Regions from separate parts of the Homo sapiens genome. Here region 2 is linked to region 1. Evidence: read pairs that join two places in POLR2A ChIA-PET (ENCODE). Cell type or tissue: Caco-2. All regions are shown on one strand. Links, peaks and the distances in the headings refer to the core of each region. The heading gives the core; the rest is flanking DNA. Region 1 holds the start of HSD11B2 (hydroxysteroid 11-beta dehydrogenase 2). Region 2 overlaps CTCF (CCCTC-binding factor).

The links. ChIA-PET counts read pairs that join two places held together with the same protein. Peaks named below come from ENCODE experiments on the same cell type or tissue, not always from the same donor. Only the 100,000 strongest peaks of a DNase experiment are listed, where the experiment ranks them.
Region 2: POLR2A ChIA-PET joins it to region 1 with 14 read pairs; 2 of 35 experiments call an interaction of 5 or more read pairs at or near these places.

What each region holds. Positions count from the first base shown.
Region 1 is chr16:67,419,666-67,435,117 of GRCh38, reverse strand. It overlaps HSD11B2 (hydroxysteroid 11-beta dehydrogenase 2), which reads right to left and starts at 3,997. Exons shown (of 5, transcript NM_000196.4): 1 at 3,605-3,997. The coding sequence starts at 3,869. LOC124903702 (a long non-coding RNA gene) reads right to left here. Exons shown (of 2, transcript XR_007065093.1): 2 at 8,587-9,739. RefSeq lists silencers at 3,879-4,058, 4,279-4,328, 13,758-14,052 and enhancers at 6,034-6,568, 6,569-7,103, 10,299-10,893, 13,613-14,184. In Caco-2, for the core only: a CTCF peak has its summit at 6,808 (motif pointing left); DNase peaks (open chromatin) are centred at 3,627, 4,087, 4,207 and 6,787; H3K4me3 peaks cover 2,304 bases.
Region 2 is chr16:67,592,444-67,607,895 of GRCh38, reverse strand. All of the region lies in intron 2 of CTCF (CCCTC-binding factor), which reads right to left. Among named protein-coding and RNA genes, the nearest start is that of CTCF, 38 kb to the right of the region's middle. In Caco-2, for the core only: no CTCF peak of the experiment used is centred there; no DNase peak of the experiment used is centred there.

The DNA.
Region 1 (15,452 bases), core at 1,059-9,058:
TTCCTTCCTCCTCGGTCTCCTGAGTAGCTGGGACTACAGGCCTGTGTCACCACGCCTGGCTGGTTTTTTCTTTTTTTTTTTTTTTGTTTGAGACGGAGTCTCACTCTGTTGCCCAGGCTGGAGTGCAGTGGCGTGATCTCAGCTCAGTGCAACCTCTGCCTCCCGGGTTCAAGCGATTCTCCTGCCTCAGCCTCCTGAGTAGCTGAGACTACAGGTGCGCATCACCACAGGCCTGGCTAAGTTTTGTATTTTTAGTAGAGACGGGGTTTCACCATGTTGGTCAGGCTGGTCTCTAACTCTTGACCTCGTGATCTGCCTGCCTCGGCCTCCCAAAGTTCTGGGATTACAGGCGTGAGCCACTGCGCCCAGTCTACCTGGCTGGTTTTTAAATTTTTTTGGAGAGATGGGAGTCTCACTATGTTGCCCAAGCTGGTTTTGAACTCCTGGGCTCAAGTGATCCTCCCACCTTGGCCTCTCAAAGTGCTGGGATTGAAGATACAAGCCACCACATCCGGCTTCTCTTCCTTTCTGACTGCCCAGGCCTCTCCTTCCTTAATCTGGACTCTGAAGCAGCCCCTTCTGTAGTCCTGTCCCTTCCTGCCCTCTTGAAGCCCTTCTCTACCTAAGCAGCCAAAGGGATCTTTCCAAAAATGACAATATCCCTCTGTGCTACAAACCTTCCCAGGGCTGCCACAGTACTCAGAATGAAGCCCAAGCTCCCTGGCTCAGGCCCTGTACAACATGAGCCCCACCTCCCTTCCCAGCCTCAACACCCTCTACTATTTTTTCAGGCTGGAGGCAAGCTGGAGGCCCATCCCCACTTCACCCAGACCCTTGGAATTCCAATCAGTGGCAACAGGGGTGTTTTCTGAGCCCCAGACGACTTGCCTCCAGGACAGGGACCATGATAGATGAAGAAGAGAACAGACCTACATTTGAATCCTTTCCCACACCCACCAAGTGTGACCGAGGTCAGTTACCACTCTTGGAGGCTTAATTTCTGTCTTTGGTATGCGAAGAGAAGAACCACCAGGCAGAGCCAGTGTAGGGGTCCATAGTACTGATAAGCCCCTGCCTCCTTGATTGTTCCCATGCTGATCCTGGCTCCATGGGCAGCCAGTGAGGGAAGGGGAAAGGCCAGTGAGCAGGGAGGCTTTCTGTTCTGCTCCTGCTCCCACCCCTGGCCCTCAACCCCGCCCCCCAACCCCCATCTTCTGGAACAGAAGCTGCAAAGCAGCTCTGTTTCCCTACTCCTGGACCGCTCAGTACGGTCTCCCCATCTCAGCTCCACTCCCTCTACTGAAAACAGCACTGGGCAGGGGTCTTCGAGCTCCTGCTGAGGAGGGGTACTTCCCAGGCAAGTCTGCCTTGGAGAGGGAGGCAAGCATATGTGTGTGTGTGTGTGTGTGTGTGTGTGTGTGTGTGTGTGTAGACACACACATGCATATGTGCACTTGTCCGGGTCCCCCTCAGAGCAGACAGGTCCTCCCAAGGGAAACAGACCTCCCAGTTCTGACCTGAGCTGACCACAGGCCTCAGCTCTGTGGTCCCAACAGTCACCCACATCTTGCACACCCTCTTGCTCACGTGCACACCCTCAGATACCTGTACACACTTCCAACCTGGCTGGATGTTCTCACAACGGGCTCAATCCCTACCACCCATTGGCACACACATGTGCACATGTGTGCACACAGGCACCTGATCCTCAGCCCAAACCCTGATCCCACAGCTGAGCTCCAGGAGTAGCCTTGGCAAGTGATTCTCTGGGCATTCTTAGGAGGGAGAGGGGGAGTAGCAGCTCTGCCAGGCCCAAAACACAGTGTTCTTGGCAGGTGGGGCTGAACCTGGTTACCTACTTGTCTTCCAGCCGGGTGTTGAGAGACAACCCCCAAGTGTTCGGGCCCTGGGAAACTTGGAGTCTTACTGATGCTTGTACAGGGCAGGTTGGGTGGTCCTCTCTCCCCCAACCCCAGCTTTGCAACCAGAGATTGGAGGAGCCCAAGTTAGAGAAAGCATCCTTCCTCTCACCTCTCTCTCAGGCTCAAGGCCAGAAGCAACAGCAGCAGCACAAAGGCCTGAGGTGAGACCTCAGGAAAGACTACCCAGCTAGGCCACTAGTACCTGCAGATGGCCTGGGTCCTGTTGAGGTGGCTCACAAATAAAGCAGGAAGGGATCTGCCCTGTCCCCAGAGGCAGAGCCCACAACCTGGCCCCTACTTCATACCCGGGGTGTCTGTTGATTTTCCTTCCTCAAACCTCTGAAACTGGGGTCTGCTGAGGCTTCACACTGCGCCTGGAACCTGGGTCTCTCCTGTCCAGCCCGAATGCTTCCCCATCTCTACCATCTTTGCTGGAGTGCAAGGCCCTTGTGCCTCCTTCCCCCCTACTCTGCCTCAGCAGTCTGGCTTCTTACCTGATTCATGGCCCCTCCCAAGGAAACCACCTCATATCCCCTTCTCCCCACCCCCACACCCAGACTGGCTGTCCCCTACAGAGACCGTGTGTACTCCTGCCTTAAGCCTTTGTCCCACATCCTTTCTCTGATCCGAGATCCCTTTCATACTCCACTTATCTCCACTCATGCTCCAAGGCCCCACTCAAGGATTTCCTCCTCCGGAAAATTCTCCCAGCCCCATCTGATCACACAGGGCCCCTACTAGACCGAGGTCTCTGAGAAGCCAGGTTGCTGGCTGCCCCAGCAAAGGCCCAGCGCAAGGACAAAGCCTGGAGCACCTGTCCAAAGCCGTGGGTATTGGCGAGAGACCAGGCTGCTCCTCCCACGATGCAATGGAGTCAGTGCCCCCTGGCCTTTCTCCCCCTCCCCACTTCCGGCGGGCCTCCAGCCCCCCCCCCCCTTCCCCTTCCCTCCCTCTGGTGACAGATTTATTCCCTGCTCCAGACAAAGGAGCTCAGCTAGGCGGCCAGAGGCACCTGAGCCCAGCTCTCTAAGAGCTCCTTCCTGGGCACAGAGGACCAGGAGGGCTTGGGGGTGGGGTGCTGGGTGTAGGCTCCAAACTACTGCCTCAGCAGTTTGGCAGTGGGTGGCTAGACAGAAAGACAGCTGAATGTCCAGCTGCCCCTCACGGTGACCTCTAGCTTTTCTGAACTCCAAGGATCCCAGCCAGTGGGGGATGGGTGGGGTGGGGAAGTTCCCCATCTAAGCTCTTCCCTCTGGCCCGAGGAATGGGAGATGGGTATCTTAGGTGGGGATGTCAGGCAGAGTTCAAGGGGTAACGATCCTCCCTTCTCAAGGCCTCCGAAGTCCCCTGAGACTGCTCTCTTGGGGAAGGGAATGGCATAAACTCTCAAACTCCAGGAGGTTCCCTCTTCTCAGCCACCAGTCAGTTTCCTTCTCGAACCGGCCCACTCCCTGTCTCACTTTCCCTCCAACACTCCCCGCAGCGGCAGGTAGTGAACCCGGGCTTGGGGAGGTGCCCGGCGCTCCCTATTTGGCTCGCTCCCTGCACCCAGGGGTGGAGAACTCTCCCACTCTTGCGCTGAGGAGCCCGCCTTGGCTGTGCCCATGGGGAGTCAGTCCTGTTGAGTGTCCAGTCCCGCCCTCGAGCCTGGAGTCCCCGCGCTCCGCGACCCGCGCACTCACCGGTGATGAGCACCGCGCGAGTGGCCACCGGCAGGCGCTGCGGGCGCGCCAGGCGGGACAACGCGATCCAGCCGGCGGCGGCCAGCACGGCGAGTGCGGCCGGCGGGGGCAGCAGGCGCTGGCACAGCCAGTCGAGCGCGGCCAGCAGCGCCAGCGCCGCCAGCAGCGGGCGGCCCAGACGCAGGTCTGAGCGCAGCAGCTGCAGCAGCGCGCGGGCAGCCACGAGCAGCCAGGCGCCGCCCGACGGCCAAGGCCAGCGCTCCATGGCGGCCCAGCGGGCTGGGGCGGGGCGGGGCGGGGGCCGGGCCGGGGAGCGGGGAGAGAGAGCTTCTAGGCCGGGGCGCGGAGTGCGGGGGTACACCGGCCTGGGGCGCGAGAGGGACACTCGCTTTCTCTGCTCGCCCTCGGGCCGAGCTTATGAAGAGCCCCGGGGGCGGGGGAGAGGGCGGGGAGCGGGAGGGGCGGGGGCGGGGCTTTCCTTCACTTCTCTCCCGGCACCCCCCGCAGGGCAGGTGCTCCCCCCCCGCCCCGCCCCCTCGACCAGATTCGATTTGGAAAAAGCCGGAACAAAGTCCCAAAGTTGCTGCGCTCGAGGAGCCGCCTGGCTGCGGGCGGTGCTTGGGAGAGGGCCCGTCGGTCCAGCCCGGGTGCCCGGCCTCAGCTCTCCGCCGCGCCCCCACCCACACGCCCGGGGCCGCCAAGCCGCCGCGCTCAGGTGAGCACATGCCACTCACGCTTGTTCGGGACACCTGAGGACACGCACAACCGGCATCCCGGTGCCCTTTGCTGATCGCACCACCGCGGCCGCCAAGCCTGCAGGAACACCGCGAGGAACCAGCCGGTGCTCACCCGGTCTCCGCTGCCGCTGCCGCTGCCGCCCGCGCCCGTACACGCGCCGCACTCCCACGTGGTCGGCTGCGCCAGGTCCCTGGCGCACACACCCTAAGGCGCGCTCACCCCTGAGCAGCTCGCGGCCACAAAACCTGCCTGGGACAGGGGCTGGCGGGGGAACAGGACGACCGCTCCCGGTTCTTGGAGTCTCTGCCCCGTCTTTCCCTTTCCTTCCAGGGCTTAAACCTGGGGACGCACAACCCCACTTCCTGCCTCACAAATGTATGTGTGTGGGGGTCAGTGGAGGGTGGGGTGTCAGAGGAAGCACCTAGGTCTCCCATTACTTATGGCCCACCCCCGCCAACCCCAAGAGCCAGGCCAGAGGGACGTCGGTGAAGGCAGCCTCTAGGACAGGGTGGTCCCTGCCTTGCTCCCCTGAACCCCCAGGGGGTAAAATAAGTGGTATGAGTGTGGGTGGATTTTTCTGCCTGCGTGTGTGAAGGTCTCCATGCTTGTGTGTGGCCCAGTGGCCCCCCACCCTGCCCACCCCCGTGTCTGGCACCCTGTGCCTAGCATCCATGCCAGGGCTCTGCCAGGCACTGGGAGTTGGTGCCAGTACCTGGCTGCAGGCTTGATGCTGAGAGCAGTAGGTGTAGCCCTCGACAGAGGGGTCCCTGCTTCCCGTGGGCTTCCAGGCCGTGCTCAGTGCCTCATCCCTGCCCTCCCAAGATCCTGGGAGGTTGTGGACTCCCTGTCACACTTCCTAGCCCTGTTGCTCATTCTCTCTTAGGTGCCCAGGCTCTGCCAGGGTTTCAGGGCAATGCCTCCTCCAAAGCCCTCTCTGCCACCAGACACAGCCCCCTGGTGAGCCAGGGAAATCTCAGGGGAGGCTGGGAGCCAGACCCACCTAAAGGGAGAGTCTCTGGGTGGAGGACCAATTTGCCCTGAGCCACTCCTGTGCCTCCACCTATCCCTCCTCCTAAGGACAGATGACAGGCAAGCCCCAGACCTGGGAGGCAGGACTTGAATGAGGAGGGTGTGTGTGCCTGACCTTGGGTACATGACCTTGTGTGCCTGTGTTTGTAAGCACTTGTGTCCATGGGACTCTGTGGCTTGTCCAGGCCATTTGGTTGTGTCACTCCCTATGCCATGACCCTGTGTGTGCAAGTGAGTACATTTGTGTGCATTGTGTGTGTTTCTGGTAACTCTCTGTCCTTCGGTCTGGGTCATCCTGCCTCTAGAAACTCAGGGAAACATTCCTTTTCCAAAGTCACTGATTCCTGTTGCGGTGAATGTATGGCCCAGGCTTGGAGGCAGACACAGCACCCCTGGCCTGACTTCCTGATTTGAGCTGTAGAGATTGGATTGGCCAGACCCCCCAGCTTTAGCCACCACACCAAGAGTCTGGCTGTGGTTTCTCCAGCCTCAGTCCATTGGAGTCTTCCCCTTGGAGTGAGGAAGGGAGTAGAAGCTGAGATGAGGGTCCTGGGGAGCCTTCAAGGTCAAGGCAACACAGATAGAACCAGCACTTGCTAAAGCAGGAGTTGAAGAGTAGGGGGATGGGGCAGGAAGGCAAGATAAGGAAAGAGGCAGAAGCAGGGTCCTACACTGTCCTGGGAAGGAACCGTGAAGGCCACCATGGGGACAGACTTGCCAGGAGGCGATGTTGGGATTTGCGTTTGGCTGAAGAGTATAACATGGTTAGGATGAGGAAGGGGGTGTTTCCAGCTCAGCTTCTGGAACCTCGTGCCACCTCAGGCAGAGCCATTAGTCTTATGGGATTTGGGTCTTGGTGGGACTGGACCATCTGCCACATTTTTATATAAACTCCCCCTGCCCATTCATCCCACTTCCTAGTCCAAGCCTCCTCCTTCCCAGGACCTATGCTCCAGCTCCTGTGGCCTCCTCAACCACTGACCCCTTATCCCTTATTAGGTGGAGACGTTCTAGAAGTACAAGGTGGTTAGGGCAGTCATTGCTGGCAGAAGCTGGCCCAGCCCTGTCTGAGGCCTGTTGCCAAGTCGTGCCTGCCTAGGGGCAGAAAACCAGCCTCTGCTAGAAGCAGGAGTCTAGGCTGTCAGGGGCCTCCAGGGAAGAGAAGCGGAGAGGGGCAGTGGGCAGGAGCCTCAACAGATAAAGCAGGGCCTGGCAGGGCAGAGGAATGAAGGGTGACCAGGAGCAGAGCACCTGAGCCACTCGGCCCCTAAGCCCTCAGCCCACAGCCTCCCTTAGTCCTTTGTCCCAGCCTCCAACCCGCCTTGGTCAGAAACCTGGTTAACCAAACCCTTAGCACGCCCCAGGCTCTGGAGGACAAAGGGGTGGGCAGGCGGGCTCTGGTCTCCTCCAGCGGAGTCCAGCAGCTCACTGGTACCCTCTGCTGGCCGTGTAGGGAGAGCACGGCTCTGAAGGAGCTAAAGACCAGGTAACCCACCGGCTGCTGGGTTGAGGAGAGGGGAACAGATGTCTACAGTAGGGGGTACCAAGTGGCAGACTCCAGGAGCCCTCTCGCTCTGTCCTCTGACTGTACTTGGGTTCCTGGAGCAGAGCACTCAGCACTGACTTGTCACCTCCTCTTCCCTCTGCAGCTAAGAGGCTGCAGATTCCCAAGGAGCCCCTGCCCTGCACTCTGCTTCACGCCTTCACCCCCACCATGCCTCCTCTTGGCAGAATGGCAGAGGGTCCCTCTTCCTGCCAGTGGCCAGGGTCCTAGACCCCATTGCTCCCTGTCCTCAAAGACAACAAACTTGTATTGAGTTCCTACTGCATGCCAGGCCCTGTGCTGGGCACCACAGATATAGCAACTGACTACTGGCCCCAGCAGCAAGTGTACTGGCGCTAGCCTCACCCATTGGGAACCTCAAGCCCGTATCCCTTTCCACAAGCATCTCTCTTGTGGCTGGGCGTGGTGGCTCACGCCTGTAATCCCAGCACTTTGGAAGGCCAAGGCAGGCGGATCACCTAAGGTCAGGAGTTCGAGACCAGCCTGGCCAACATGGCGAAACCCTGCCTCTACTAAAAATCCAAAAATTAGCCAGGTATGGTGATGCATGCCTGTAGTCCCAGCTACTCATGAGACTGAGGCAGGAGAATCTCTTGAATGTGGGAGGCGGAGATTGCAGTGAGCCGAGATTGTACTACTCACCGCACCCCAGCCTGCGTGACAGAGCAAGACTCTGTTTCAAAAAAAAAAAAAAAAAAAAAAAAAAAGCATCTCTCTTGTGTTTTCTCCTACTGTTTTCAGCTGCATTTCTCTAAAGTTGTCCATAATCACCATCACCACTCTCCCCTCCCAGCCTTTGCCTGGGACCAGCTCCCAATCGTAACCCCCTAGTCCCCAAATCCCATAGACTCATCTCTGGCTTCAGCTAATTTGGCCTCTTCAAAGCCTCGGCCCTGCTGACCTCTCTTTCCTGCCCCAAGCCCTGTCTCCCTTGGGTGCCTGCGAAGCCACGGCTGCCGGGTTTCCTCCGACCTCACTGCCTCTCCTTCTCAGCCTCCTTCTCCAGCTTCTCTTCCTTGTGGGTGAAGCTCTGGCTGTAGAGGCCTCACCCTCGGCCCTCCCCACACCATGAGCTCATCTTTCTACTCACATGCTGGCGACCTCCCTGCTTGCTTTCTGGCCAAGCTCTCCCTTTTGACCACAGGCCCACATGTCCAGCTGCCCCTGGACACTTCCCTTGGACACACATAGGCCCCTCAGCCTCAGCATGTCTAAAGCTGGTCCTGGCAGCCATCGTGCCCCACCACATCCTCAATCTTCATGCCATGCACTGGCCTCCAAATCTCTTGCTGTGTCCCAAGCCCTGGGTTGGGTGCAGATACCTCATCATAGCCTTTGTAGTAGTTGTCATTATCACCATTTTACATTCAAGGGAACTGAGGCTTCCAGAGGTGAAGGGAATTGCTCAAGCTCTCAAGTTCCACTTGCGTTGGAGTCTTGGACCAGCCCCAAGATTCAAACTCAGGTGTACCTGAACCCAAAGTCTGGGCTCTTGAGAACTGTGTTAATACGGGGCTGTGTTGGTCACCTGTGGCATCTTAGACTTCATCCTGAGGGCAAAGGAGAGCTTGGAATGGTTTTGAGCAAATGAGACCCCCATCCCAGGTGGACAGGAAATGGATCTGGGGAAGAGTGGAGGCTGACTAAATTATTATTATCACTCTTAAATTTTATTATGATTATTACTTTATTATTATTATTATTACTTTTAGTTAGAGATGGAGTCTTGCTCTGTCACCCAGGCTGGAGTACAGTGGCACAATCACGGCTCACTGCAGCCTTGAACTCCTGGGCTCAGGCGATCCTGCCATCTCAGGCCTCCGTAGTAGCTGGGACTACAGGCACTCACCACCACACCTGGCTATTGTTTTTTAAATTTTTTGTAGAGACAGGGGTCTCACTATGTTGCCCAGGCTGGTCTTGAACTGCTGGCTTCAAGTGATTCTTGAGGCTGGGAGTCTTGTTCCTGCATCCAGATGAGGGACGGAGCAGAGGTCTGTTCAAACAAACTGAGCTTGAGGCACCCCTGAACATGCAAAGGCTGAGCCCCAAGGCAGGTGGAAGCCTGTGGGCTCCAGCATGTTGCTCCTGTAGCGTGGGAGCCCTGGAGGTTGCCGACTCCCCTCTGATTACCCTAGGCATGAACTGAACTCGCCCCTGCCTCCACCATTTTTCAGAGCTATCCCATCTGGGCTGGGCACCTGGAAACCAGGCCCTTCAGTTACGGAACTGAAGGAAACCTCCCCTCCAGTTACCAGAGAGGGAGGCAGTAAGACACAGAAAGCCAGGAGCATCACTTGTGTTTTCAGCCTGTGTCTGGCACCCTCCTCCGAACTTTTACTGTCTCCAGGATTAAAGGCAGATGTTTGGGGATTAGGGTCCTTGAGTTTGGGAAACAGAGAGAGTATGTTCTGCAGGGCTTTCTGGACCAGTCCCAGGCGGAAAGCAAGCCTCAGCTGAGAGCATTTGGAGGGAGAGCTTGACTGACTCTGGATGAAATCCTTCTAGGATCCGTCTTGTATCCTCCAGTGTGGTTGTGTGTTTGTGGCATGCCAGTCCTTGTGCTTAGCTTGCTTGGTCTTTATTTTATTTACTATCCTCACGTCATCACTATGAAGTAGGTACTATCATTATCCTTATCCTATACATAAGGATAAGGCTACCGACCTTTTGCTATTTGCTGCTCGATTAAAAACAAGTCTCCCAACGACGGAATTGAGGCAACTTGATTGTTAAAACTCATTCCAAACTTGTCTCCTTACAGCTTCCATCACCCTGATTCAGGCCTTTTCTTGGCACAACAACTGCAAAAGATACAAAAATTAGTTGCTGTTGGCTGGCTGTTTTAATTTATTTGCATATACATAATTCAGCCCCACCCCTGGTGGCTAATACGCCCCCTGGGGAAGCTGTGGCTGTCTTCTGATTGCTGGTGGGGAGGACTGTGTGTGTTGTTTTTTTAAATAAACTGAAACCAGATGGAGGGGGGTTTTGTTCACAGCCTTGCGTACAATTTTCTCCAGCGAATTCCTTGAAAAGTCAACCACCTATGAGTGGTGCCTCTGCTCCGTGGAGGTCCCTCACCGCTGGTATGCAAATATCGAGCAGGGTTGATATTTCTCAAGAAGAAAAAGAGCTTCTTGGCCTGAGGGCTTTCCAGAATGCGGGGTCATCTCCTGGTTGCCCCCAGTTTTAGGTCTGTACTTACAGTTAATGTCCTCGCTCTCCTTCCGCCTTGTGTTGGGAGTGGGCTGGGGCGGGGGAGTCTTGGGCCAGGCTTGAGTCAAATCACCTAGACCAACCACTTGGTATAAAAATGTGAATTCCAGACCCCCACCTATACCCCATTTGCAGCACTGACCTCCGGCACGAGACCCCAACTGTCCAGCTGGGTTGATTTTTGCAGTCAGCGGAGGGGTTATTCTCCTAAAGGGGCCCAAGCCACTCCTGCTTCCATCCTGGGAAGGCCAGAAGCTGGAGGTGGTTATCGAAATATTTTTAACCGCCAGCCAGGTCCAAGGCTTTGTAATGCCCCGGGAGCCCTCATTAAGCGATTCCTTGTTCAGAGAAATGAGGCGAGTGTACCCACTGGTCACCCTGCCAGAGGTTTAGTATTTTTTCTTTGGAACGTGAATTGGGCATTGTCGTAGTGAAGTGTGACCCAGTCCCCAGGCAAGGGAGAGCACTTCTTTCCCAGCTCTGACCTTCATTCCTAGCTCAGAACACCTTTCTTTTGGATTCCAAGCTTTTTCAGATAATTGTGTCAGGTTACATAAGGCTCTGAGATATGAACACTCAAAGGAAATTCCGGTGAGAGCAGGTCTGAGAGGTTCCTGCACATAATTTGCTTTAAAGTATTCGAGGAAAACTTCAGGTGTCTGAGGCCAGCACATTTTTGAAATAAAATAAGAGCAGCCAACAACTTTGCATGGATGTGCCATTCCCCATAGAAATGAGCGAGCAAAAAGACAGATTTCACACTGAAAGGAAATACCCCTCCCCAGGGAGCCTGTGCAGGGGCGGGAGGGGGCTGGTGGGGGAGAGGCGGGAGTCAGTTGCAAGAGAACAGCTTGGACCAGGCTGCCATTGAAATGGAAATCTTCACCAACCAGGATCACTTTTTTCCCCCTTTCTGCATCTTAGGTGACACGTGGTAAACACAAGACTTCAGTTTTCCAAGAAACATAAAATAAAAACTGAATTACTGGCAGAGAAGCTTTAAAATCTTTGGTTCCTGGGACTCTGCGGGCACATTTTCCACACACCATGATTTTTATTTCATTTGCCTCTGAGGGGCGGCCCTCCAGCAGTTCTGTTGCATAAGGTACTGTTTCCAAACACCTTGTCCCCAACTGGTGACACAGAGTAAGTTTTATCTAGGTCTGAGAAGAGTTCTGGAAGAGTGACATCGTGTTCCAAGTCGCACCAGTTACAATCAACAGTAGGAAGGTTGCCAAAGATCTCACCAAGAAAGCTGAGAGAATATTTTAAATACTAAATGGCACTTCTTGCTTAAAGCATGAAGTGGTCGTAAAAACCACTTAACAGGGAAGAAAATTAATGGGAGGAAAGTGCCTTGAATGCAGCAAATTTTACAAAAAGCTTAACAAGGAACATGGAAAAAATAGATTTACTATGTTGAAGAGGTGGGATAATATAGGAAAGTCCATTTTTACACAAAAATAATTTGGTTATTTACACAAGGCTTCACAGAAGAATTCCTATAAGTAGCGCTATCCTTTTTTATTCTTCACGTGTTTGACACACATTTCTTTCTTTATGATTATTATTTTTAGAGACAGAGTCTTGCTTTGTTGCCCAGGCTACAGTGGTGCAGTCACTCATAGGTCACTGCAGCCTCGAACTCCTGGGCTCCAGGGATCCTCCCCTTCTCAGCCTCCTGAGTAGCTTGGACTACAGGCATGCGTCATCATGCACCGCTAATTTTTAAATTTTTTGTAAACACAGGGTCTTGCTATGTTGCCCAGGCTGGTCTTGAACTCCTGGGCTCAAACAATCCTCCCACCTTGGCCTCCGAAAGTGCTGGGATTACAGCGGCCTCAACACACATTTCTTGAGTGCTTAGTATGTTCTGGGCTTAGTAAGTGCTGGGATTACAGCAGCCTCAACACACATTTCTTGAGTGCTTAGTATGTTCTGGGCTCTGTGCTAGGGAAGCAATAGTAAACAATACAAACATTATTCCTCCCCTGTGGGAGGAATAATAATTCCCTCCTCTTCTGTCTGACTGGAGGGACAGGCCCTTATCAGATCATTACACAATCAAGGAGACCCAGAGAGAAGGAACGAGAAAGCAGAGTCCCACGGTGCTATGGGAATGATGGTCTCTATTCTGGGGACCACAGAGGGCTTTCCCAGAGGAAGTAAGTTTCCAGGTAGTGTGAGCTTCAAATGCAAAGGCCGTGGGATAGACAGAGCTGTGGTCAGCCTGAGCCAGGGGGCACGCAAGGTCTTGGAGACTGCGGTGGCCACAGTGAGGAGGAGGTTTCTATTCCAATTTCATGGTATATGGAAATACCTCTCCCTAAGGAGTGGGGAGTGTTGTTGAGGGTTGTAAGCAGGAAGTAAAAGAATCAGCTTGGCGTGGATTTTTTAAATTTTGTTTTTGTTCTAAGACAGCCACAGGCTGTAAGGAGAATGGACTGATAGGGGTGGGGACGGGGACAGGGAGGGCCCCCGTGGAAATCAAGAGCCAGTCAGAAAGCCAGGGCAAGAGATGCTGGTGGCCATGAAGACACGCCAAGTGGATGGGCTGAGTCATCCAGGGCCCATTGGAGAGGGTACTGTGACCCAGACGAAGTGGGCCCAGAGAGCGAGAGCTGTGGCTGATCATCTCCCACCCAGTCTAATTTAATAATTAAATTTACTTCCATTCGTTGATGATGCGGACAGCATCATTTCCTGGTAGAAAGACAAGGACGGTCTGGATGGGAGGCACCAGTGATTACTACCCATCGAGCACTCTTTGGGTGCTCTATATGCATGGCCACATTTTCAGGCCTCATCACAGCCCTAGGCAGTAGCTATTGTTACCCCCATTTCAAATACAAGCAAATTGAGATTATTAAAGTTGAAGAATTTATGGCTGGGTGCAGTGGCTCACGTCTGTAATCCCCAGCACTTTTGGAGGCTGAGGCGGGCGGGTCGCTTGAGGCCAGGAGTTGGAGACCAGCTTGGCCAACATGGTGAAACCCTGTCTCTACTAGGAAAAAAAAAAAAAAAAAAAGCAAAACAAAAACAAACAAGCAAACAAACAAAAACAAAAATTAGCCAGGCATGGTGGTGGGCACCTGTAATCTCAGCTACTCAGGAGGCTGAGGCAGGAGAATTGCTTGAACCTGGGAGGTGGAGGTTGCAGTGAGCCGAGATTGTGCAACTGCACTCCAGCCTGGGTGACAAAGCAAGATGCCGCCTCAAAAAAAAAAATTACCCAAGGTCACCATCTTATAACTGGCACCATGAAGATTGAACCACTAACCTGCCCTGGGACAGGTGAAGAGTGCCCGGAACCCTGGGATCACACTGGCTCTAATTATGGACGTATCTGTTGGTTCAGGCCCAGGGTGGGCTGATCCAGCTTTGTCCCTGTGGAGTCACCTCTGGCAGCTCCCAGGAGCCCTGTAAGTCAGCTCACATGTGTGTGTGCACACCTGGAAAACCACAATTGGCCTTTTTCTCCCTGTGGCCCTTGGCTGTTCTATCCTGGGCAGACCTCCCTTGCGAATCACTGGCTGCAGCTCTGGCTAGGAACAAGTCCTGCCCAAGGGGCTGACTTCTATAAAATGGTCTCAAGTTTTCATAGAAATTGGCCAGGTTGGGGAGGGGGTGTTGTCGGGAGGAGCTGGAACAGCACAAGTTAAAGAGAACCCTGTGGGAAGAAGCCTGAGGGTGAAAACAGATGTTGCCAGTTCCAGGAGCTGCAGAATCGTCACAGAGGACAGGAAGAAGCTCCACATACCAGAAGCCTGCCCAGCAGGGCATTGGAAGCCACACTTTGTCATTTCAGTTGATCCTAAAGGCAAAAGGGAGCCCTGGAATCTCTTAAGCAAGGCTGATGAGGTGGTGTTTTCACATTTAGAAAGATTTCTCTGGCACCTGCCAGGCAACGTGTGACTTTCCTCAGTCGGTGATGCCCTGTGCAGTGTCAGCTTCTGGATTGGGGACCACACAAGGATGACAGACTCAGAAAGAGCATGATCAACTTGAGGTCAGGAGTTCGAGACCAGCCTGGTCAACCTGGTGAAACCCCAACTCTACTAAAAATACAAAAATTAGCTGGGTGTGGTGGTACAGGCCTGTAATCCCAGCTACTCAGGAGGCCGAGGCAGGAGAATTGCTTGAACCTGGGAAGTGGAGGTTGCAGTGAGCCAAGATTGCGCCACTGCACTCCAGCCTGGGTGACTCCGTCTCAAAAAAAAAAAAAAAGCATGATCAAACTGCCTGTGCTTTTCAAAAGCAGATTTGGGGTGAGAGAATCATCTTCTCACAGAACCTGGCTTGGAGTCATGCAAAAAGATGTCAAGGGAGGCCAGGCGCCATGGCTCATGCCTGTAATCCCAGCATTTTGGGAGGCTGAGGTGGGTGGATGGCTTGAGCTCAGGAGTTTGAGATCAGCCTGGGCAACATAGCAAGACCCTGTCTGTATCAAAAGTACAAAAAAAAAAAAAAAACAAAAAAAACCCCGAGCAAGGTGTGATGGTGTATGCCTGTAGTCCGAGCTACTCAGGAGGCTGAGGTGGGAGGATCGTTTGAGCCCAGGAGACGGAGGCTGCAGTGAGCCAAGATCACGGCACTCTGCTCTAGGCTGTGTGACAGAGAGAGAACTCATCCCCTGCCCCCCCAACCACCCCCCTCCCGCCCGCTTAAAAAATAAAAGATGTCAAAGGAATCTGAGCTGTCTCTTGGATTTTTGTTTCAATTGAAAACAGCTTTCACTGGGCATATATATGTGCACTTAACCCTGTTTGCAAACCACTGTATCCATTTCCTATTGCTGCTGAAACAAATCACTGCCAATTGTGTCATCTTGACAGTTCTTGAGGTCAGAAGTTGGAAATGGGTCCCCCTGGGCTAGAGTCGAGGTAACAGCAGGCTGATTCCTTCTGGAGCCTCTAGAGGAGGGTCTGCCCCCTAGCCTTTTCCAGCATCTAGAGGCTGCCTGCATTCCTTGGCTCAGGCCCCTTCCTCCATCTTCAAAGCCCACAGTGTAGCACCTTCAAATCTCTCTGACCTCTGTCGTTACGTGGTCCTTCTCCCATGTGACCCTCCTGCCTCCCTCTTATAAGGACCTTTGTGACTACATTGAGCTCACTCAGATAACCTGGGATAATCTCTTCCATCTTGAGATCTTAACTTCATCTCATCTGCAAAATCCCCTTTGATGTATCACATAACACATTCAAAGATTCCAGGGATTAGGGCGATGACATCATTGTGGCGCTATCATTCAGACTACTACCTCCTCTAACAAAGAGAAGGAAGGATAGTCTGGCAACT
Region 2 (15,452 bases), core at 4,850-12,849, 170 kb before region 1:
AGGTGCCCACCACCACACCTGGCTAATTTTCTGTATTTTTAGCAGATACGGGGTTTCACTATGTTGGCCAGGCTGGTCTTGAACTTCTGACCTCGTGATCTGTCCGCCTCGGCCTCCCAAAGTGCTGGGACTACAGGCGTGAGCCACCACGCCCAGCCACGGTTTTTACTCTTTAGCACTGTGCCCAGGATGGTAAGTACTCAATAAATGCCAACCAAATTGAATATATAATAGAAAGCAGAAAACAAATCAGCCAATTCATAGTTTTTGGCTCTTATATCTTGTGAATGGGCCGGGCACGGTAGCTCACGCCTGTAATCCCAGCACTTTGGGAGGCCAAGGCTGGTGGATCAGTTGAGGCCAGGAGTTCAAGACCAGCCTGGCTAACATGGCAAAACCCCATCTCTACTAAAAATACAAAAATTAGCCAGGCGTAGTGGTGTGCACCTGTAATCCCAGCTACTTGGGAGGCTGAGGCACGAAAAGAACTTGAACCCTGGAGGTGGAGGTTGCAGCGAGCTGAGAAAGTGCCCCTGCATTCCAGCCTGGGCGACAGAGTGAGACTCGGTCTCAAAAACAAAAAATAAAAAACAAACAAAAATCTTGTGAATGACATTACCTAAACAAGAGTAAAATAGGGGCCAGGCGTGGTGGCTCAGGCCTGTAATCCCAGCATTTTGGGAGGCCGAGGCGGGCAGATCACTTGAAGTCAGGAGATGGAGACAAGCCTGGCCAACACGGCAAAACCCCGTTTCTATTAAAAATACAAAAATTAGCCAGGTGTGGTGGCACATGCCTGTAATCCCAGCTACTCAGGAGGCCGAGGCAGAAGAATTGCTTGAACCTGGGAGGTGGAGGTTGCAGTGAGCTGAGATTGGGCCACTGTACTCCCTCCAGCCAGGGCAACAGAGCGAGCCTCTGTCTCAAAAAAATAATAATAATTAAAATAAAATAAAACATATATAGCTGAGTGTGGTGGGGTGTGCCTCTAATCCCAGCTACTTGGAAGGCTGAGTGAGGCTCGAGAATTGCTTGAAGCCTGGAGGCGGAGATTGCAGTGAGCCGAGTGCCACTGCACTCCAGCCTGGAGCCTGGGCGATAAGAGTGAAACTATGTCTCAAAAAAAAAAAAAAAAAAAACCCAAAACAAAACATTGAAGTGTTTTGTATTTTTGGCCAAGAATACAGCTCAAACGAAGCTTTTGTTAGTTCTATTAGACACACTTTTCTCCAATTCTCTGTCTAGGCACCTTAACATTGTATTATATCCATGATAGCAGTCAGAGAAGACTCCTTAAGCCAGGACCACCTGAGAGGCAGCACAAGAACTACTACAGAGAGAATGACATTACCTAAACAAGAGCAAAATAGGGGCCGGGCGTGGTGGCTCACGCCTGTAATCCCAGCATTTTGGGAGGCCTGGTCCTACATTCTAGGAGTTACTGTCTAACATAAAGGACAAAATAGGTAGCACAATGGTTCAAGGTGAAATTACATAGGTTTGGAGAAAGATAACATAACCAGGTGTGATAGAAAAATGCTTCATAAATGTGGAATTTGAACGGAACCCTGAAACGTGAGCAGGACATTTAAAGGCAGAGTTTGACAGTGGAGGGCAGAGGATGTATTCTGTAGGGGAAAGGTTTGGATTTCTGGGTACAATAAATACATGTGGGAATTAGTTATGAGTAAGAAAAAGAACTGGCTTAAAGCACAGGACAGAGGAGAGGGTAGTAAGACAGGTGAAAGATGTGCTGGTTGCCCCCCATAGTTTGGATGGTCTTGAATAACAAAATACCTCAGATGACTGGCAATGGAAAACCACTTATGCTTTCTGGGCAGAGAAGTAAAGATTCACTCATTTCACAAAGAAGAAGACTTAATTTCCTCAAAAAGTGTGTCTCTACTTTTGCAAAAACTACATGATGCACTTACCACCCTTCTGGCTCACAAAGCCCCTTCGTACCTGACCCCATGATAACCTATTCAGATTTATGTCTTGCCCTCTAGCACTCTCCCCTTCAGTCAAGCTGTCTTTTCATCCAGACACAGTTCCTACTGTCATCTCCCTGTCTTCACTCTGTACTTTACGTCTGATCCACTCCTCTCAACACCAGCTCATCCCTGGCACAACAAAGCTTTCTGAGGTTCTTGTGGCCACTACTTTGCTCCAAATGTGTTTCTGATAAAATAAGGACACAGTTTAGCACTTAAAATTTTCTCAAAACGATCTATTTTCCCAGTTGGGTGTGAAAGCTCTTTAAGGGCAAAAGCCGGGCTTGAAGCAACATATACTTTTGGACAGATTCAGCAAACCCCACCATCTGCCTGGAAAAAAACAAGGCTCAAGGTAAACTCCCGAGGTTGTTGGATTGCCAGTTTGGTTTATTCTTCCATTACCTTCTTTCTTTCATTAGTCCCTTGTTCTCAACAACCAAGAGAAAAATACAACAACATCCAATGCAAAGGCTTCTTACTATGCTGTTCCATGACAGTGGGGACAAATATAAAAAAATGTTACCGCAGAAGGTGGGGATCAAAGAACATTTGTAGAATGCTTTATAATTCACCTATAAATTAAAAATGAGCAAAGTGCTAGTATTTTTATTATAAGATGTCATTTAGGCCAAGCGTGGTGGCTCACGCCTGTAATCCCAGCACTTTGGGAGGCGAAGGCGGGTGGATCATGAGGTCAGGAGACCGAGACCATCCTGGCTAACACGGTGAAACACCATCTCTACTAAAAAATACAAAAAATTAGCCAGGAGTGGTGGCGGGTGCCTGTAGTCCCAGCTACTCGGGAGGCTGAGGCAGGAGAATGGCGTGAACCCGGAAGGCGAAGCTTGCCATGAGCCGAGATTGCGCCACTGCACTCCAGCCTGGGAGACAGAGCGAGACTGTCTCAAAAAAAAAAAAAAAAAAAAAAAAAAAATCCCATTTATACCTCTGATTGTAAAAGACTAAGCATAATCCTAACTATAATTAATTTTATATACTCAGTACTGTTCAGACAGATTATCTTTAGAATATAAATTCTCTAGGCTGGCACTGTTCAATAGAAATATAATGCAAGCCACAAACATAAGCCACATTATATGTAATTTTAAGTAAAAAAAATTCATATTAAAAAGTAAAAAAAAAAAACAAAAAACAAAAAAAAAAAAAACCCTGGTGAAATTAATTTTAGTAATCTATTTTACTTAACCTGGTATGTCCAAAATATCATTTCAAGGTTTCATCAATTTAAAAAATTGTTGGCCGGGTATGGTGGCTCATGTCTGTAATCCCAACACTTTGGGAGGCCAAGGCAGGTGGATCATGAGGTCAGGAGATACAGACCATCCTGGCTAACATGGCGAAATCCTGTCTCTACTAAAAATACAAAAATTAGCCGGGCGTGGTGGCGGATGCCTATAGTCCCAGCTACTTGGGAGGCTGAGGCAGGAGAATGGTGTGAACCTGGGAGGTGGAGCTTGCAATGAGCCAAGATCGCGCCACTGCACTCCAGCCTGGCAACAGAGCGAGACTCTGTCTCAAAAACAAACAAACAAAACAAAAACAAAACTAACAAAAAAAATTGTTATGCTTGAGACACAGACTTGCTCTGTTGCCCAGACTGGAGTGCAGTGGTAGGATCACAGCTCACTGTAACCTCCAACTCCTGGGCTCCAGTGATCCTCCTGCCTCAGTCTGCCAAGTAGCTAGGACTACAGTTTATGCCACCATGCTCAATTAATTTTCTTTTCTTTTCTTTTTTTTTTTTTTTTTGAGACGGGGTTTCCTCTGTTGCCCAGGCTGGAGTGCAGCAGAATGGTCATGGCTCATTGCAGCCTTGACTTCCTGGGCTCAGGTGATTCTCCCACCTCAGCCTCCCGAGTAGCTGGGACTACAGGTTCATACCAGGCACCAGGCTAATTTTTTTGTATTTTTAGTAAAAGTGGGGTTTCACCATGTTGCACAGACTGGTCTCGAACTCCTGGGCTCAAGTCATCTGCCCGCCTCAGCCTCCCAAATTGCTAGGATTACAGGCATAAACCACCGTGCCTGGCCTCTAATTTTTTTTTTTTTTTTTGAGACAGAGTCTTGCACTGTTGCCCAGGCTGAAGTGCAGTGGCGCGATCTCAGCTCACTGCAAGCTCCACCTACTGGGTTAACGCCATTCTCCTGCCTCAGCCTCCCAAGTAGCTGGGACTACAGGCTCCTGTCACCACGCCCGGCTAATTTTTTGTACTTTTAGTAGAGACGGGGTTTCACCGTGTTAGCCAGGATGGTCTCTTATCTCCTGACCTCCTGATCCGCCCGCCTTGGCCTCCCAAAGTACCAGGATTACAGGTGTGAGCCACCACACCCAGCCTTTTTTTTTTGAGAGGGAGTCTCCCTCTGTCGCCCAGGCTGGAGTGCAGGGACTTGATCTCGGCTCACTGCAAGCTCCGCCTCCCGGGTTCATGCCATTCTCCCACCTCAGCCTCCTGAGTAGCTGGGACTACAGGCACCCACCAGCACTCCCAGCTAATTTTGTTTTTGTATTTTTAGTAGGGACGGGGTTTCACCATGTTAGGCAGGATGGTCTCGATCTCCTGACCTCGTGATCCCCCACCTCAGCCTCCCAAAGTGCTGGGATTACAGGTGTGAGCCACTGCGCCCGGCCTAATGTTTTCTTTTTTTGTAATTTTTTTTTTGTAGAGGTGTGTTGCCCAGGCTGGTCTTGAACTCCCAGCCTCAAGTTATTGTCCCATCTTAGACTACCAAAGTGCTGTGATTACAGGTATGTGCCGTCGTGCCCAGCTATATCTTACATTTACAGCATACCTTAATTTGAACCAGTGAAACTCTAAATTCTCAACAGCAACATGAGGCTAGGGGCTTCCGTACCGGACAGCACAACTTTGTACTTGTTATTCAAAGTATGGTCTGAGGACCAGCAGCACTGGCTTCTTAAAAACACAGAACTTCAGGTCCCACCCTTGACCCACAGAATTAGATTTTGCAATTTAACTTTATACTATTACTGTTTCCCCATTAAGATTTTCTTCTCTTTTTTTTTTTTTTTTTTTGGAGATGGAGTTTCACTCTTGTTGCCTAGGCTGGAGTGCAATGGCGCAATCTCGGCTGAACACAACCTCCGACTCCTGGGTTCAAGCGATTCTCCTGCCTCAGCCTCCCGAGTAGCTGGGATTACAGGCATGCGCCACCACACCTGGCTAATTTTATATTTTTAGGAGAGACAGGGTTTCTCCATGTTGGTCAGGCTGGTCTTGAACTCCTGACCTCAGGTAATCTGCCGGCCTCGGCCTCCCAAAGTGCTGGGATTAAAGACATGAACCACCGTGCCCAGCCCCCAGAAAAAAACTTTTTAAGAGAAGTTTTTCAGTCCCTGAAAAGCCCCAAAAGTTAGTATCCCTGCAAAGGGAATGATAATCCAGATGTCTGGAGCTAGGGAACATACAAAAAGCCCAATTTACTTCAGAGTGACATTCTCAGAAAAGGTATCAAAGAACAAAAAATTGAGATGCTGTGAATGTAAATGTGGTGACCCTGCCAGAGTCACTACATAATCCCAGACTATTTAAATATCCTCAATAATAAAATTGGTAGAGGAAAAACAATCTTTGGGGTCTCCAGGATTTTGTAGCATATAATTTGATGCTACAACTTGAAGACAACGGAAAAAAATTCTATCTGGTCTCTGGTGTGAATTTGAAAACTTAAAATGTTAAAAATTGCTTGTAAACAGGCTGGGCTGAGTGGCTCACGCCTGTAATCCCAGCACTTTGGGAGGCCGAGGCAGGCGGATCACCTGAGGTCAGGAGTTCACGACCAGCCTGACCTACATGGTGAAACCCCATCTCTACTAAAAATACGAAAATTAGCCAGTTGTGGTGGCAGGTGCCTATAGTCCCAGCTATTTGGGAGGCTGAGGCAGGAGAATCGCGTGAACCCTGGAGGCGGAGGCTGCAGTGAGCCAAGATTGGGCCACTGCACTCCAGCCTGGGTGACAGAGGGAGACTCCATCTCAAAAAAAAAAAAAAAAATTGCTTGTAAACAACCGAGTCCAACCTAAAAGAGGTCACAGAATTATAAACCAGGTAGAAAAAGAAGTGGTACAAAAGAGTACAAATAGAAACCAACTGTGCTTCCAAGAAGTTGAGCTGACAGAGTACTGTCTCACTGAAAAAAAACACATGGCATAAAGTCCACAAAACAACAGCATCTACTCGGTCTTAAAGCAATAGCTTCTATTTTTAATAGAGAAAAATCAGACACAAAGTAGCAAGCCATCAGCCTCTCAATACACTGCTCAGAATCTCAGAGCATCCCCGAGGTCAGGAGATCGAGACCATCCTGGCTAACATGGTGAAACCCCATCTCGACTAGAAATACAAAAACAAAATTAGCTGGGCGTGGTGGCAGGCGCCTGTAGTCCCAGCTACTGGGAAGGCTGAGGTGGGAGAATGGCATGAACCCGAGAGGTGGAGCTTGCAGTGAGCCGAGATCACGCCACTGCACTCCAGGCTGGGTGACAGAGTGAGACTCCGTCTTAAAAAAAAACAAAACAAAACACACACACACACACACACACACACACACACACACACACACACGGTGACAGAGTGAGACTCTGTCTTAAAAAACAAAACAAAACACACACACACACACACACACACACACACACACACACCCCTTAGTGCATTCCATCAAGCAGTGGATCTCTCCTTTTACTTTCTTTCCAGACGATGGGAGTCTCTCCTCTGAATCAATAAGTAACCAATAGGCTGGACCAGGTCATTCTCCCCACTCCCTGGGGACTGCGCTTCTAGCTGCCTCTCCCGACACTAGCAGCTCCAATCCATCTCCTTTCTTTACTGCTTTCAAATACTCAGTTCCTCTTAGTACAAAACATACCCACTCACTCTAATTCCTACATATTTTTTGGCTCTATGCTTGCTTGAGTCGCCCATGCCTTCTAGGTTTCATCAAATATTTTTTGTGGACCAATATCGCCACCAAAATGAAGTTTATATCACTCAAAGCGGTTTTAATTTACTTACAGGACACATTTTTTTTCCTCCAGATTACGAAAATCACCTAATATTCTGATGCTGTTTTCTCAGCTATTCAGTTAAAGGTATATATTTTGTATATATATGAAATCATACTATATATGGAATTTATATACACTTCTATATATGGCTTTGCTCTATCTCAAAAAATCTGTCCTTATGACTAGGTGTGATGGCTCAAGCCTGTAATCCCAGCACTTTGGGAGGCTGAAGTAGATCACTTGAGCCCAAGAGTTCAAGCCCAGCACAGGCAACATGGGGAGACCCCATCTCTAAAAACAAATTTTAAAAAACACACATTAGCCAGGCTAGGCATGGTGGCTCACACCTGTAATCCCAGGACTTTGGGAGGCTGAGGTGGGCAGATCCCTTGAGTCCAGGAGTTCGAGACCAGCTTGGGCAACATGGTGAAACACCATCTCTACAAAATATAGCCAGGCATGGTGGTGCATGCCTGTAACCCCAGCTACTTGGGAGGCTGAGGCAGGAGGATCATTTGAGCCTAGGACACAGAGGTTACAGTGAGCTGAGATTACACCATTGAACTCCAACCTGGGCAACAGAGTGAGACTCTGTTCCTCAAAAATAAAAAAAATAAAAAAAATAATAAATTTAAATATCTGTCCTTACTAAAAAGGACTCAACTCCCTCCTTAGCCCTCTGCGGCCCCTTTGTTTGGCCCACAGGTACCATCCATCAAGAACCACCAGAGTCAACCCAAGGGCCTTTCCCTCTTTCTAAATCTCAGTTTCTCTGGCATCTGACAAGATGAAACTCATCCTATTCCTTCATAAGCCTCTTTCCTCCCTTAGCTCCCTTCGTCTCTGAGTACTCTTTCACCAGCCCCCCTGAGCACACCAAGGCTCCGTAGCCGCCCATTACACTAGCCTTTTAACTTCCACTGTTTCTACACAGAGGTCTTTCCAATCCATATCTGCAATCCCAGTTTCACTGCCTAAAGGATCTACTAATGTTTGGCTGTCACCTTCAACTCAATGACACTGGACAGGGAATAAACAGAAACTCCAGTATACCCAATCCATCACTAACCAACTAAATGAGCTTGGCAAAGTGGGTGGTTTAGTCGTCCGGACTGTGGTATCACCATAAAATGGAGCTCCTAAGACCAGATCCTTATTGTGTTTCTCTATCATCTAGGTGAAAAAGTGAAGCTTAGATAAAAAAATTTTATTATTCAGTCAACTTCTGTGTAGATGATGAACAGGAGGTTCCTCCAGACTGAGGAAGAACAATCCAGGCAATCGGGGATGAGGGGCTAAAAGGAAGGAAAACTGGCATCTTAATGCTTCTCTGCCCCTGCTGAATGGTGAGTGTGAGGATGCAAGGGCCTAGGCTCCAACACAGAGACCCCAGAGGCCTGTATCCTTAGGGGGCATGGATCAGTTCTTCCTCCTCTTGCTTCAGCCACTTATTTTTCTTTGAGACAGATTCTCGTTCTGTTGCCCAGGCTGGAGCGCAGTGGCACGACCTCGGCTCACTGCAACCTCTGCCTCCCAGGTTCAAGTGATTCTCTTGCCTCAGCCTCCTGAGCAGCTGGGACTACCAGCGCGTGCCACCAGGCCCAACTAGTTTTTGTATTTTTACTAGAGACGAGGTTTCACCACGTTGGCCAGGATGGTCTCGATCTCCTGACCTCGTGATCCACCAGCCTCGGCCTCCCAAAGTGCTGGGATTACAGGCGTGAGCCACCACATTCGGCCGCTTCAGCCACCGCACCCGGCCACTTCAGCCACTTCTTAGCTAGCTCTATGTTGCTTAAATCTTGCCCATTTATAACTCCCCTCAACCCCAATGCACGATTTAGTATCTGTCATCTCTTTTTTCCTACCACGCTCAACTTAACACTTGCTGTCTCTAATTCTTTCCTTACTTTCCACTCACCAGTTTGGTTTCTGATCCCCAATACTTTACGGAGCTGCTCTGAGGCCAGCAATGGCCTTTAATTGGTAAATCCACCGAGGCTTTTCTGTCCTCATCTGACTTGACCTCTCTGTGGAATTCAGCATTCTAGTCTAGGCTTTATCCCAGAATTATGCCAGACCATCAGAAAGCTGGGTATACTTGGGCCACACGGCCTTATCCCCTACAGAATTGCTTTTATCGAGTTTCACTTTGGCATCATGCCTTAGCTTACACTAAAAGATATGTGGGAGAAATTGCACTGGGAGTTAAATACTTGGAAAAGCTTTTCTTCAAGGAAATTTTTTTCTTTCATTGTGAAACCTATGTAACAGGATCATGTTGCCATTTTTTTAGCTGGCTACAGCTTGATTAATTTGTTGCCTCTCAAACCATGTAATAATAACTTTCTATTATAATTTGTATTTTCTGGTTTATTTATATCACTTATTATCTGTCTTTCCTAAATATTTCTTCAAGTTCTTTCTGGAACAAGATGGGCTATAAACTTGAAAGTGTATATACAATCTATTAAATAAATATAGGAAAATATACATAAACATAAAAAGATACAAGAAAAAGAATAACGTGAACTGAAAATGTGCAGGGTCTATTTGAAGATTATAAAACTCTTCCACTGGCCAGGTGCAGTGACTCACACCTGACTGCTAGGACTTTGGGAGGCTGAGGAGAGTGGATTGCTTGAGCACAGGAGTCTGAGACCAGGCCTGGGCAACACAGTAGGACACCATCTCTACAAAAACTTTAAAAAATTAGTCAGGTGTGATGGTGTATGCCTGTAGTCCCAGCTACCTGGAGGCTAAGCTGGGAGGATCGCCTGAGCCCAGGAGGTTAAGGCTATAGTGAGTAGTGATCATGCCTCTGCACTCTGGCCTGGGCAATAAAGTGAGACATGGTCTAAAAAAAAACTAAGAAAAACAAAACCAAAAAGAAAACAACCCTTCCCCTCCAGCCCCAAACTCCTCCAGGAGGCATTTAAAAAACCTCACTAAGTAGCGACACTATTATCTATATCCATAAAGCTACATAATTCATATAATGTGGTACTGTTACTACTATAGGCAGACAATTTAAACAGAAGAGAGAATCCAGAAACAAAGCCTAGCAAATAAAAAGCTGTCATTTTAAATCAGTAGGGAAAAGAGAATTACTGCATAAAAGGTACCAGAAAAACAGTTAACTATGTAGGAAAAAAACAGAAGTTATCTTTAATCCATTTGGAATGTATCTGTTGTATGAAACAAAGAAGCATTGGCAGGGCCAAGTGTGGTGGCTCACGCCTGTAATCTCAGCACTTCGGGAGGCCAAGGCGGGTGGATAATAAGGTCAGGAGTTCAAGACCAGCCTGGCCAACATGGTGAAACCCCGTCTCCACTAAAAATACAGAAATTAACTGTGCTTAGTGGCGGGCACCTGTAATCCCAACTACTCGGGAGGCTGAGGCAGACAACTGCTTGAACCCAGGAGGTGGAGGTTGTAGTGCGTCAAGATCACGCCACTGCACTTCAGCCTGGGCAACAGAGCGAGACTCTGTATCAAAATAAAAAAAAAAAGCATTAGTGGCCAGGTACAGAGACTTACGCCTGTAATTCAAACACTGAGAGGCCAAGGCCAGCAGATCGCTTGAGCCCAGGAGTTCGAGATTGGCTTGGGAAACATGGAGATACTCCATCAATACTAAAAATACAAAAAGTCAGCTGGGCATGGTGGTGTGCGCCTGGGGTCTCAGCTATTCAGGAGGCTGAGGTGGGAGGATCTCCTGAACCTGGGGAGGTTGAGGCTGCAGTGAGCCATGATTGTGCCATTGTACTCCAGCCTGGGCGGCAGAGTGAGACCCTGTCTCAAAATGAAACAAAACAAACAAAAACACACACAAAACTTTAAAAAGAAAAAGGTGAACAGCTTTCTAAAAATGAGGAAGGCTTTGTGCTTAGAAGCCTAAGTAATAAGAGAAATCAGAGGAAATGATTGAGATTTTAAGCACCATAAAATAAAATTAAAAATTCCAGGCTGGGCACAGTGGCTCACACCTGTAATCCCAGCACTTTGGGAGGCCAAGGTGGGTGGATTCCCTGAGGTCAGGAGTTGAGACCAGTCTGGCCAACACGGTGAAACCCCATCTCTACTAAAAATACAAAAAAATTAGCCAGGTATGGTGGCATGTGCCTGTAATCCCAGCTACTCAGGGAGGCTAAGCCAGGGAAATTGCTTGAACCAGGGAGGTGGAGGTTGCAGTGAGCCGAGATCGTGCCACTGCATTCCAGCCTGGGTGACAGGGCGAGACTCTGTCTCTAAATAAATAAATAAAATAAAATAAAATAAAAATAAAATTATGTATGACAAAAACATGTTGAACAAAAACTAAAAAGAAAATGGCCAACCATGAAAAAAATATCTGCAACATCTATGACAATGGATTAACCTCTTTATCATATGTATAACTGTAAAATTTACAATGAAAAGATGAACACTGAAAGAAAAAGCTGGGCAAAGGACACAAATAGATGACTGAAAATACACAAATGGCAGATGAATAAGAAAAAAACCAAACCTCATTAATAGTAAAAGAAATGCTAAACTAAAATAATGTGACAGCATTTGCCTCTGTTAAACTGCTATGGTTGTTTTGAAAGATACTCCCCAGACTGGGCATGGTGGCTCATGCCTGTAATCCCAGCACTTTGGGAGGCCAAGGCGGGCAGATCACGAGGTCAGGAGATCGAGACCATCCTGACCAACATGGTGAATCTCCGTCTCTACTAAAAATACAAAAATTAGCTGGGCATGGCGGCGTGCACCTATAGACCCAGCTACTCGGGAGGCTGAGGCAGGAGAATTGCTTGAACCCAGGAGGTGGAGGTTGCAGTGAGCCGAAAGTATGCCACTGCACTCCAGCCTGGCTACAGAGAGAGACTCTGTCTCAAAAAAAAAGAAAAGAAAGAGGAAAAGAAAAAAAAAGAAAGATACTCCCCAATGTTGTCCTTGGTGCAGTGAAACTAGCACAATTCTACTGAAGGTAATTGGTGGTGTGAATCGTAGACATCAAAAATAGTGCTTTAATACATAATATGGAGAAAATGTTTGTTCTATATTTAAAAAGGGAGGGCGGACAGGAGAGGCAGAATGGAATCACTGTTAAGAGTCAGAGACGTGCATCCCAATTCTGGTTTTTCTAATTAGCATTGTGACCTGGGGTGAGATATGCTACCTTCTCGCTGCAGTTTTCTTTTCTATAAAATAAGGAAATGGTACCCATTTCACAGGCTATCATAAAAACCCAATGAAACAATACATGCATGGTGCCAACTGCCATCCTCTGTATCCTTATACCGCCAGCCAAGAAGACATTCAACATGGTTAACTCAACAATATATGCTTTTTTGGCTTCTTAGCTTTCTAATTAGATTCCTAGAATCTAATCTTATCTAAACCTTTGATAAATTTTCCCCACAAAAATGACTTCTCTGATAAAGTACTGGATTTCTGTACGATGAAGGTACAATCAGTTGACAGAAGCTGGTGACTGACTAAATCCAGGAATGAAGGAGAAAGAGTAAAAAAGAAACAGAACAAGCCAGACATGGTGGTTTGTACCTATAGTTCCAGCTACTTGAGAAGCTGAAGCAGGAGGATGGCTTGGGCCCAGAAGTTTGAGGTGAGTCAAAGGAAGGGTGGGGGAGGGTGGTAGGAAGAGACAGAACAGCTTTGCAGGCTGGCCAGTCTTGTTCTATCCAGAATATTGACGCCACATTAAACCTTCCTGAAATGAGGCTCAAAAATTCCAAAAATTCATGATTGGTGATGCTGACTGAATCAGGTCCAAATTCTCCATCTTAGCTCCCAGAGCTCTGTACAGTTTGTTCCCATTCCCTTCCACCCACCCAACCTCACCTTTGACTATTTCCTGCTGGGCATCTTCTATATCAGTATCTGATGTCTTGTCCCTTCCCAGCTCAAGTCACCTTCTAAATCAAAGTCATCTCAACCTTGACCAGTACAAACTGACCACAAGTTTTAACTGTAGCATAATGTTCTATGTGTTTTTCCCCCAGTATTAGCTTTTTAAGGGCAGTAACTATGCCTTTTGTTTCTGTAGTCTCTACAGCAATGGATACAAAACAGTGTTAGACAAACAGGAATTCTCACTGACTTTGTCAGATGAAACAGGTATAGATGGTTCCTGCACAGGACAAGAGCAGGAAGGGAACATGGAAAAACAAAACACTGTTTATATGCTAAGTGAAAGCCTAAGTATACGAATTTACCTTTATTGCTCTCTTTGCATCACTATTTTTTTAGTGATGCGAAGTTTTTTTACGCATCACTATTTTTTTAGTGATGCAAAGTTTAGAAACTTTGAAAGACAAAGTTTCATTATGTTGCCCAGGCTGTTCTCGAACCCCTGGGCTCAAGGGATCCTCCCACTTCATCCCCCACAAAATGCTGAGAATATAGGCATGAGCCACTGCAACTAGCCTGTGTCAATTCTTACACCTTTTTTTTTTTTTTTTGAGACAGGGTCCCACCCTGTCGCTCAGGCTGGAGTGCAGTGGCACAATCAAGGCTCACTACAGCCTTGACATCCTGGGTTCAAGTGATCCTCCTACCTCAGCCTCCCAAGTAGCTGGGACTACAAGCATGTGCCACCATACTTGGTTCATTTTATTTTACAGAGATGGGATCTCACTGTATTGCCTAGGCTGGTCTCCTAAGCTCAAGTGGCCTCCCAAAGTGCTGGGATTACAGGCATAAACCACCATGCTCAGCCTGTGTCACTTCTTAATAGAGAAAAATAAAAATTCCCAAAAACACAATTACAGGTTAGATTTTTTAAAATCCTGCCATGTAAAAATGGAAGCTAATTGTGAATACACTAATTTTTGAAGATATTAAGGTTTAGTAATTTATCACCTATGATTATGACTACATAGCAAATATGTCAGACAATTTCCAAAGGAAAACAACCAAAACAACCTTTTATACTCACCACTGCAGAGTTTAGTCAGTTAAGTAGACTGGTTATTATACTAGGAATAATCCATGTGTACTGAGAATAAGACAGTAGAAGAGAATGATTTCCAGCAGTCTATTTTATAACTAAACCCACAACTTTTTAATATACTGCTTACTATCCATTATAAGGGGCAACTGATTGCTAAAAACCCCAACTTATTTCCTGGGGAGATCAGAAGTCTATCTGCATTCTCTTGGTAAGAAATACATTAGCAGCTCTAAGACCCCATGAACTTTCACAAGCCACAGAAATTCTGAAAGTCAACATGAAGGGTACCTAACAAATGGCCTAACAGAGGTTGATACGAACCCTCAGACATCATAAGAAGGCAGAGAACGCACAGCCATAAAAAAGAATGAAATAATGTCCTTTACAGCAACACAGATGCAGCTGGAGGTCATTATCCTAAGCGAATTAAGGCAGGAACAGAAAACCAAGTATCTCATGTTCTCACTTACAAGTGGAAGCTACACACTGGGTACACATGGACATAAACATAACAATAGGCCTTAGGGATTAGGAGGGGGAGGGAGAAAACGGGGTAAGGGCTGCAAAACTAATCATTGGGTACTATGCTCATTACCTGGGTGATGAGCAACAATTGTACCCCCAAACCTCATAATCACACAATATACCCATGTACACAAAAAAACTTGGACATGTACCCCCGAATCTAAAATAAAAGTTGAAATTGTAAAAAATTTTAAGAGAACAGAAGATACCTTGCACCTTTCTCTTTATATGTATAAAATATATATTAAAAACCATATATTAAAATATAAAAAAGATATACAAATATATAAATATAAAATATATATTAAACATTTATACATATATATATAAATTTTTTTTTTCCAGATGGAGTTTCACTCTGTCACCCAGGCTGGAATGCAGTGGCGCGATCTCGGCTCACTGCAACCCCTGCCTCCAGGTTCAACCGATTCTCCTGCCTCAGCCTCCTAAGTAGCTGGGACTACAGGCACATGCCACTGTGCCCCGCTAATTTTTGTATTTTTAGTAGAGACGGGGTTTCACCATGTTGGCCAGGCTGGTCTCAAACTCCTGAGCTCAAGTGATCCACCCACCTCGGCCTCCCAAAGTGCTGAGATTACTGACGTTGAGCCAGTCACCAACGCCTGGCCTCTGTAAGTATCTTTTTTTGATGTTGTTGTTTTTGAGACGGAGTCTCACTCTGTCACCCAGGCTGCAGTGCAGTGGCACGATCTTGGCTCACTGCGACTTCCGCCTCCTGGGCTCAAATAATTCTAATGTCTCAGCCTCCCGAGTGGCTGGGACTACAGGCGCATGCCACCATGCCGGCTAATTTTTATATTTTTAGTAGAGACAGGGTTTCACCATACTGGTCAGGATGGTCTCAAACTTCTGAGCTCTGGTGATCCTCCCACCTCAGCCTCCTAAATTACTGGGATTACAGGC